Regions from separate parts of the Homo sapiens genome. Here region 2 is linked to region 1. Evidence: chromatin loops called from intact Hi-C (ENCODE). Cell type or tissue: heart left ventricle. All regions are shown on one strand. Each heading gives the region's core, and the rest is flanking DNA. Links, peaks and the distances in the headings are about the cores only.

Evidence for each region. Peaks named below come from ENCODE experiments on the same cell type or tissue, not always from the same donor. Only the 100,000 strongest peaks of a DNase experiment are listed, where the experiment ranks them.
Region 2: a loop joins it to region 1, with 3 times the contacts of the local background. A loop is called at or near these places in 28 of 110 quality-filtered maps.

The regions. Positions count from the first base shown.
Region 1 is chr20:47,381,980-47,386,368 of GRCh38, forward strand. LINC01754 (long intergenic non-protein coding RNA 1754) reads right to left here. Exons shown (of 3, transcript NR_146496.1): 3 at 787-3,040. Among named protein-coding and RNA genes, the nearest start is that of ZMYND8, 27 kb to the left of the region's middle. RefSeq lists an enhancer at 1,416-2,268. In heart left ventricle, for the core only: CTCF peaks have their summits at 2,217 (motif pointing left) and 2,427; DNase peaks (open chromatin) are centred at 2,222 and 2,842; H3K4me3 peaks cover 542 bases; H3K27ac peaks cover 1,255 bases.
Region 2 is chr20:47,301,439-47,305,827 of GRCh38, forward strand. The region is part of intron 3 of ZMYND8 (zinc finger MYND-type containing 8); the gene reads right to left. Among named protein-coding and RNA genes, the nearest start is that of ZMYND8, 53 kb to the right of the region's middle. In heart left ventricle, for the core only: a CTCF peak has its summit at 2,366 (motif pointing left); no DNase peak of the experiment used is centred there; H3K27ac peaks cover 1,257 bases.

The DNA.
Region 1 (4,389 bases), core at 101-4,100:
GTTTCTTTGAGTTGTAGTCTCGCTCTGTCACCCAGGCTGGAATGCAATGGTGCGATCTGCGCTCACTGCAACCTCCGCCTCAAAGGTTCAAGCAATTCTCCTCCCTCAGCTTCCCAAGTAGCTAGGATTATAAGCACCTGCCACCATGTCCGGCTAATTTTATTGCATTTTTAGTAGAGACGGGGTTTCACCATGTTGGCCAGGCTGGTCACAAACTCCCAACCTCAAGTGATCCACCCGCCTCGGCCTCCCAAAATGCTGGGATTATAGGTGTGAGCCACCGCACCCAGGTTGATATAGTTTTTAAAGAGCCCCAGCTGATTCTAATGTGTAGCCACGGTTGAGCGCCACTGTTCTAGAAAACTACAAGTTTAAACTAGAACAAAAAGAGGCATTTTGGCCCGGCACAGTGGCAAACGCCTGTAATCCCAGCTACCTGGGAGGTTGAGGCAGAATCGCTTGAACCCGGGAGGAGGAGGTTGCAGTGAGCTGAGATGGCACAACTGCACTACAGCCTGGGCAACAGAGTGAGACTCCGTCTCAAAAAAAAAAAAAAAAGCAGGGGGAGGGGAGGCATTTTGGCATGTCCATCACTAATGGGATATACACGCACACCATATCCTGGGTTGTAGCTTTGCAGGCAGTAAATCTAATTTTTTAATTTTTTTCAATTTCAGCTCCACTCCTAACTAACTATGATTTAGGGCTGTAGGGAAGAAAAAGTACCTTTTCCTCACCCATCACAAGGTTCATGGCTAACACCCCTAAAGACAGATTAACAAGAGATAAGCATGACAAATTTATTTAACCCAAGTTTTGAGTGACTCAGGAGTCTTCCAAAGTGAAGAACCGTGACCCAGGGCACCTGTGTTTTTATGGACAGTCAAGCAGCAGTGTCACAGGAGGACAAAAGGGTTTGATCCAATGATGTACACAGTGGGAACTTAGCAAGGCCTGTGAGTTTAGTCTTCATGGTCTCCACGGACAGGACCGGACCCCCTCTGGAATGAGGGGCTTGGGGCCTACTTTCAGGAGAGGCAGGTCAGAGAAACCTTGAGTGGCCCACTGCAGAAGAGGAAGGCAGGAGAAGGTCAGAGAGTGACCTTCCTGCTTCTATGGTTTCCTCAAATTCCTTCAGCTTCAAATGCTCAGTTTGCCAAAGTGCTGTAATTTGGGGTATTGTGTTCCAAACCCCTACAGGAGAAGTCCCTACTGCTCTAAGCAGACTTGAGCAGGCATCAGAAGCACGTGGGCAGCTTGCTAAACACTGATTGAGGGACTCACCCCCACCAAGTTTCTCAGTTGAAAGATTTGAGAATCTGCATTTCTTGAAATTCTCAGGCCTTTTGATTAAGAAACTCTTTTTTTTTTTTTTTTTTTTTTTTGACAGAGTTTCACTCTTATTGCCTAGGCTGGAGTGCAATGGCATGATCTCGGCTCACTGCAACTTTAGCCTCCCTGGTTCAAGCGATTCTCCTGCCTCAGCCTCCTAAGTAGCTGAGATTACAGGGGCCCGCCACCACGCCCAGCTAATTTTTGTATTACAGGTGCCACCACGCCCAGCTAATTTTTGTATTTTTAGTAGAGACGGGGGTTTCACCACATTAGCCAGGTTAGTCTTGAACTCCTAACCTCAGGTGATCCATCCGCCTCGGCCTCCCAAAGTGCTGGGATTACAGGCGTGAGCCATCACACCCGGCAGATTAATAAATTCAATCAAGGACTTTGGGGGAAGTGGGGCTGAGAATTTGCATTTCTATCAAACGCCATCAGAATTTAGCAGGTGCTGCTGCTGATCCAGGGAACAGGCTTTGAGAACCAGGGCTCAGTTGATTACTAGTATAATTAACAACCTCTGATCCCATCACTGGCTCCCATTTCAGAGCAATGGTTGGTGCCTGCAAGCTTTCATCTCACTGTGTCCACACACAATCCCATGGGGTCCCAGTGTTCTTATGGATGAGGTTACCACGGCTGCAACATTCACAGTGAATTGTCCAGGGTCACGCAGCTGCAGCCAAAGTCTGGGGTGGAACACAGGTCTAATTACAAGCAGGAGAGAACCTGGGCAACACTTTCTTTGGGAGCATCAAAGCAAGCTCTCCCACCACCTGCTTGAGCACTTCCAAATCCTGCCGACATACCCAACCCTGCAACAGGCAAAGAGCCTCGCCTCCTGCTGGGAGAGCAGCTTCTTGCGGCGCGGCCTTCGCGAAACTCCGTGGAGAAATGGCGCCCCCTGGTGGCTCCAGAGAGAGCAGCGTTCCATTCTCCGGGCTGGGAGCTCTGGTCTCATGCGTCATGGACATTCTTGGACCCCATCACTAACATGGAAAATATTATTCAGTCCATTCCATCCTAGGAAAGAACTCAGGGTGCTGAAAGGAGGTGGGGACTTCAGAGCTCAGGAATGTAAAGGAAGGGCGGCGGACCGAGCCCTGGGGCTCTCAGGGGGCTGGAATGGTTAAAGCACAGCTGAGAACAATTCGGAGTTTCACCTTTGACCTTCCCAAAGACTTCTGCTGAGGAATTTTCTTTCTTTTTTTTTTTTTTTCTTTCAGACGGTGTTTCACTTTTGTCGCCAAGGCTGGAGTGCAATGTCGTGATCTCGGCTCACTGTAACCTCTGCCTCCCGGGTTCAAGTGATTCTCCTGCCTCAGCCTCCTGAGTTGCTGGGATTACAGGCGTGCACCAGCTAATTTTTGTATTTTTAGTGGAGACGGGGTTTCGCCACGTTTGGCCAGGCTGGTCTCAAACTCCTGACCTCAGGTGATCCACCCACCTTGGTCTCCTAAAGTGCTGGGATCACAGGTATGAGCCAGCGCGCCCGGCGGAGGAATTTTCAGTACTAAAGCTATAGTGTTGTGATGAGAGTCCGGCGTGCTCCCTGAATGCCGGTGCCCGATTCATAACCTAGTGCATTCGTTCACACATTATTCATTCAACAGATAAGCTTTTGCGTGCAGTACTATTCTGGGTGCTGGGACCACCGAAATCAGCAGAACAGACAGAATCTTTGCCTTCACGGATGCCTCCTGCCCTAGAACAGTGAATGAATGAATACATCAATAGGTAGAACACATGGAAAATAGATGACACTTAATAAAGAGATGTCATTGAGATGACACTTAAGCAAAACCCGGAGTGAGGAGAAAGAGCAGGTATCTGGTGAAGAAGTGTTCCAGGCAGAGAGAATGGTAAGAGCAAAGCCCCCGGGGCGTGGGTGTGTTTCTCTAACATGTTTGAGTTCTTTTTTTTTTTTTTTTGAGACGGAGTCTCCCGCTCTGTTGCCCTGGCTGGAGTGCAGTGGCGCCATCTTGGCTCACTGCAAGCTCCGCCTCCTGGGTTCACGCCATTCTCCTGCCTCAGCCTCCCGAGTAGCTGGTATTACAGGTGCCCGCCACCACGCCCGGCTAGTTTTTTGTATTTTTAGTAGAGACGGGGTTTCACCATGTTAGCCAGGATGGTTTCGATCTCCTGACCTTGTGATCCGCCTGCCTTGGCCCCCCAAAGTGCTGGGATTACAGGCGTGAGCCACTGCGCCCGGCCTTTTTTTTTTTTTAAATTAAAAAAATAAGGGCCAGGCACAGTGACTCACGCCTGTAATCCCAGCACTTTGGGAAGCCTAGTGGGGTGTATTACCTGAGGTCAGGAGTTTGAGACCAGCCTGGCCAACGTGGTGAAACCCCATCTCTACTAATTTGCTGGGCATGGTGGCACGCGCCTGTAGTCCCAGCTCCTTGGGGGGCTGAGGCAGGAGAATTGCTTGAACCTGAGAGGCTGAGGTTCCAGCAAGCCGAGATTGTGCCATTGCACTCCAGCCTGGGCGACAAGAATGAAACTGTCTCAAAGAAAGAAAAAAAATAAAAATAAATATGGTGCTGGGCGTGGTGGCTCATGCTGTAATCCCACCACTTTGGGAGGTAGAGGTCAGGAGTTGGAGACCAGCCTGGCCAACATGGTGAAACCCCCTCTCTACTAAAAATACAAAAATTAGCTGGGCATGGTGGCCTGTAATCCCAGCTACTTGGGAGGCTGAGGCATGAGAATCACTTGAACCCAGGAAGCGAAGGTCGCAGTGAGCCAAGATCATACCACTGCACCCCAGCCTGGGTGACAGAGCAAGACTCCGTCCCCCTCACCCCCAAAAAAGAGAGAGATGGGGTCTCTCTATGTTGCCCAGGCTGGTGTCGACCTCCTGGGCTCAAGGGATCCTCCTATCTTGGCCTCCCAAAGTGCTAAGATTACAGGCATGAACCACTGCGCCCAGCTTGAGTTGTTAAAAAAATTTTTTTTGTAGAGATGGGGTCTTGCTATGTTGCCTGGGCTGGTCTTGTACTCCAGACCTCAGCCAGTCCTCCCACCTCAGTCTCCCAAAGTGCTAGGATT
Region 2 (4,389 bases), core at 227-4,226, 80 kb before region 1:
GGCCACTGCTCCCAGCTGCATAATTCTTTAGCCCAGTTATTTCCCTGTGTCAGACCAACTTTTAAGATAGAGCTCTACTTGGTTTCCAGGGAATATCACTGCTACAATATTTTTTTCATGTTACATTTTCAGCATGCCATTGCACACACCATCTTCATTTTATCCTGACAACCACCCAGAAAGGTACTAAGAGCACTCCCTAATGAGAAAATCAGAAATCAAAAATGCTCCAAAATCCTTAAGTTTTTGAGCACTAACATGAAGCCACAAGTGATCTCTTGTGATGAGTCACATATATTATTTAAAATATTGTATAAAATTACCTTCAGGCTATGTGTATAAGGTATGTGATATGGTTTGGCTGTGTCCCCACCCAAATCTCATCTTGAATTGTAATTCCCATAATCCCCATGTGTCATGGGAGGGACCCAGTGGGAGGTAATTGAATCATGGAAGTAGTTACCTCCATGATGTTCTGGTGATAGTAAGTTCTCACAAGATCTGATGGTTTTATAAGGAGCTTTTCCTCCTCTTTGCTCTGCACTTCTCCTCGAAGCAGCCATGTGAAGGACGTGTTTGCTTCCCCTCCCCACCTTGATTGTAAGTTTCCTGAGGCCTCCCCAGCCATGCTGAACTGTGAGTCAATTAAACTGCTTTCCTTTATACATTACCCAGTCTCGGGTATGTCTTCATTAGCAGCATGAGAACAAACAAACTAATACAGTATGTATGAAACATAAATGAATTTTATGTTTAGGCCAGGCGTGGTGGCACGCCTGTAATGTCAGCACTTTGGGAGGCCGAGGTGGGTGGATCACCTGAGATCAGGAGTTCCAGACCAGCCTAGGCAACATGGTGAAACTCCATCTCTACAAAAAATATAAAAATTAGCTGGGCATGGTGGCACATGCCTGCTACTCAGGAGGCTGAGGCAGGAGAATCGCTTCAACTCAGGTTGCAGTGAGCCAAGATTACACCACTGCACTCCAGCCTGAGCGAAAGAGCGAGACATCATCTCAAAAAAATATATATCTATGTGTTTAGGCTTGGGTCCCATCCCCGAGATATCTCACTATGTATATGCAAATATTCCAAATTAAAAAATAAAAAAAAACACTTCTGGTCCCAAGATGAATAAGGAATACTCAACCCATACTAGTCTTACTTGATGTGTAGAAAAACTTGGTTACTTGGTTAAAGATATTTATCTGACCTTGGAGCCCAGAGCAAAGACTCAAACCTGGGTCTCCCAGCACACTCTCTCTTCCCTATAGCCCTCATAAGACAACGTTGAATCCAGGAGAGTGTGTGTTGACTTAGAGACCCCCTCAGAGAACATTATCTGCAATGCAAACTAAGTTCAGATTAGTGCACAAAGCTAGAGGGGAAAAAACATCTGAAAAATAAGATGACTACTAAAAACCTGACAGAAGGGGACAGCATCCAGGGCACAGGCTCTCAATCTTGGTACTGGTGACACTGGGGGCCAGAAAAGTATTTGTTGTGGGAGACGTCCTGTGCATTGCAGGGCAGGTAGAAGCATACCTGGCTAGATTCCAGTAATACTCTAACACCCTCACACACGTAATTAGGACAACCAAAAACGTCTCCAGACTTTGCCCAACGTCCCTTGGAGGTCAAAACTGTCCCTAGCTGAGAACCACTAATGTAGAGGGTCTGCTCTCTGCCTAGGAAAATGGTTGCTTCGAATTTATTGTAGGGGTATGGGGGTGCTAAAGAGGAGATGGGTGAGGAGCAGCAGGAAGGGGAAGAGAGGGCGGGGAACTCCTGTTGAAAGATAAGCTATACATACCAAGCAAGCAGAACTATTTCCCTTCTTTTTCTTTTTTTTCAGAACTATTTCTACCCCGAGTGAGGTCTTCTAGGATGCTACTGTGGTTTTTGAAAGATAACAGTCAGCCGTATTTTCAGTATCTGACTTCTTTTCAGTAAGTTAATAATACAATAGGAAGAGTTGTTAAGAAGCTAGAAGAATCAGCTGGGCACAGTGGCTCACGCCTGTAATCCCAGCACTTTGGGAGGCCAAGGCAGGTGGATCACCTCAGGTCAGGAGTTCAAGACCAGCCTGGCCAACATGGCGAAACCCCGTCTCTACTAAAACTATAGGTGGGCGCCTGTCCAGCTACTCAGGAGGTTGAGGCAGGAAGAAGTGCTTGAACCCGGGAGGTGGAGGTTGCGGTGAGCCAAGATCACACCACTGCACTCCAGCCTGTGTAACAGAGCAAGACTCTGTCTCAAAAAAAAAAAAGAAGCTGGAAGAATCAAATATGACTGTACATCTCCCTAACCAGCAACTCAAATCCTCTCTGTCTGATAGTAGCCGAGGTACTGATCCTCCAAAATTAAGTTTCTCCTGGTGCTCCCCTCCCAACCCCACCACCTCCTGGCTGGGGCTGGCTGCCCCTAGGAGGATCCCGAGGACTGCCTGGCTGCTCTGTACTCTTTTCAGAAGATTTTCTCCTTTCCTGAAACAGCAGCAGTTGCTGAGAGCTAGATGCCTGGTTAATCTCCTTATCAATCAGATATTTTCCTTATCTGCTGCTTGTAAGTGTTTCCTGTTCCATAAAAATAATCTGATAACAAATATGGAACATTTTAAAAAGGGAAAGCAAATCATTTCTGAGATATGATTTTTCTCCCCTACATGTATAATGTGTGTTACCAGTTTGATAACTAGGGAAACAGGTTGCAACCTGTGTTATCATGGAATATTTGCAGGTTATTAAGGGATACTGCAGAAGAGAAAATGTTCTTATTTCCCTGCTTCCATAGGCTGGCTAACAAGAAAGTAGAAAAGGCCCTGTCTATTTGCTTCTGGAATACCTTCAATGATACCAGGAACCGGCAAACTTTTCCTATAAAGGCTTCTATAAGGATAGTAAATACTTGAGGCTTTGCAGGCCATAAGGCCTCTATCGCAAATACTCAATTTGGCCACTGTAGGGCAAAAGCACACACAGACAGTACATAAATGAATGACTGTAGCTGTGTGCCAATAAAACTCTATAAACACAGGCTTCAGGCAGCATCTAGCCCACAGGCTGTAGTTGCAGACACCTGGTCTACATAAACCAGAGTATGGGTGCTCTGGCTGTGTGTAAACACAAGGTCCATGTGTGGACGATGAGGACCATAGACTCCAGTTCCTACAGAGGCCACACAGGGACCATACCTGAGTGAAAAAAACCATAGCTTCAGCTATCATTCTCCTACATCTGGTAAAAGCATGAATACTGTGAAGTATGTAAGAAAGAACCACCTAGCCCTGGAGTGTGAGGATGCACTGGCATTCAACCTCGCAGTGGGGGAGACAGCAGGGCTGGGCAGAGCTCAGACCCATCTTACAGAGGCAGCCCCCACTCAGCTCCAGTGATCCAAGGAGTTGGGCAGACACAAACTCCTAGTGTTGCCTGACCTTGGGGAGAAACTGGCAATCCCTGCACTCCCCTGAACTATCTCAACTGTTAATACACTGTCTCAGCCCAACAAAAGACTTCTGTGGGCCTAGTGCAGTGGTTCACACCTCTAATCCCACCAATTTGGGAGAATGAGGTGGGAGAACAGCTTGAGCCCAGGAGTCCGCGACCAGCCTGGGCAGCAAGACCCTATCTCTACAAAAAGTTAAAAAAAAAAAATTAGCCAGGCATGTTGGGGAACAGCTGTAGACCCAGCTACTTGGGAGGCTGAGGTGGGAGGATCACTTGAGCCCAGGAGGTCAAGGCTGTAGTAAGCCACAATGACACCACTGTACTCCAGCCTGGACAACAGAGCAAAGCCCTGCCTCTTTTTTTTTTTTCTTTTTTCTGAGACAGAGTCTCGCTCTGTCACCCAGGCTGGAGTGCAGTGGTGCGATATTGGTTCACTACAACCTCCGAGGTTGAAGCGATTCTCATGTCTCAGCCTCCCGAGCAGCTGGGATTACAGGTGCGCACCACCATGCCTGGCTAATTTTTCTATTTTTAGTAGAGATGAGGTTTCACCATGTTGCCCAGGTTGGTCTCGAACTCCTGGCCTCAGGTGATCTGCCCACCTTAGCCTCCCAAAGTGCTAGGATTACAGGCATGAGCCACCAGGCCTGGGCCTGCAAAGCCTTGTTTCTTTCAAAAAAAAAAAAAAGCAAGCAAAAAAAGACTTCAAGTGTCCCAGTTTTTAGGGCAACATGTGGGCCCAAGAAAATAAGTACTAGCCACTCATTCATGATATGCAGACACCCTGTCCTCAGAGAAGGTGAAGAGGGGCCCCATCATTTCTTTGCTATATTTGATCAAAGATGCACCTAAGGCCATTCTGTACAAATCTGCTGGCACGTTATTTCTCAATCCTTTAATGCAAGGGAAAAAAACCAAAACACCTCCCAACAGGATGTTT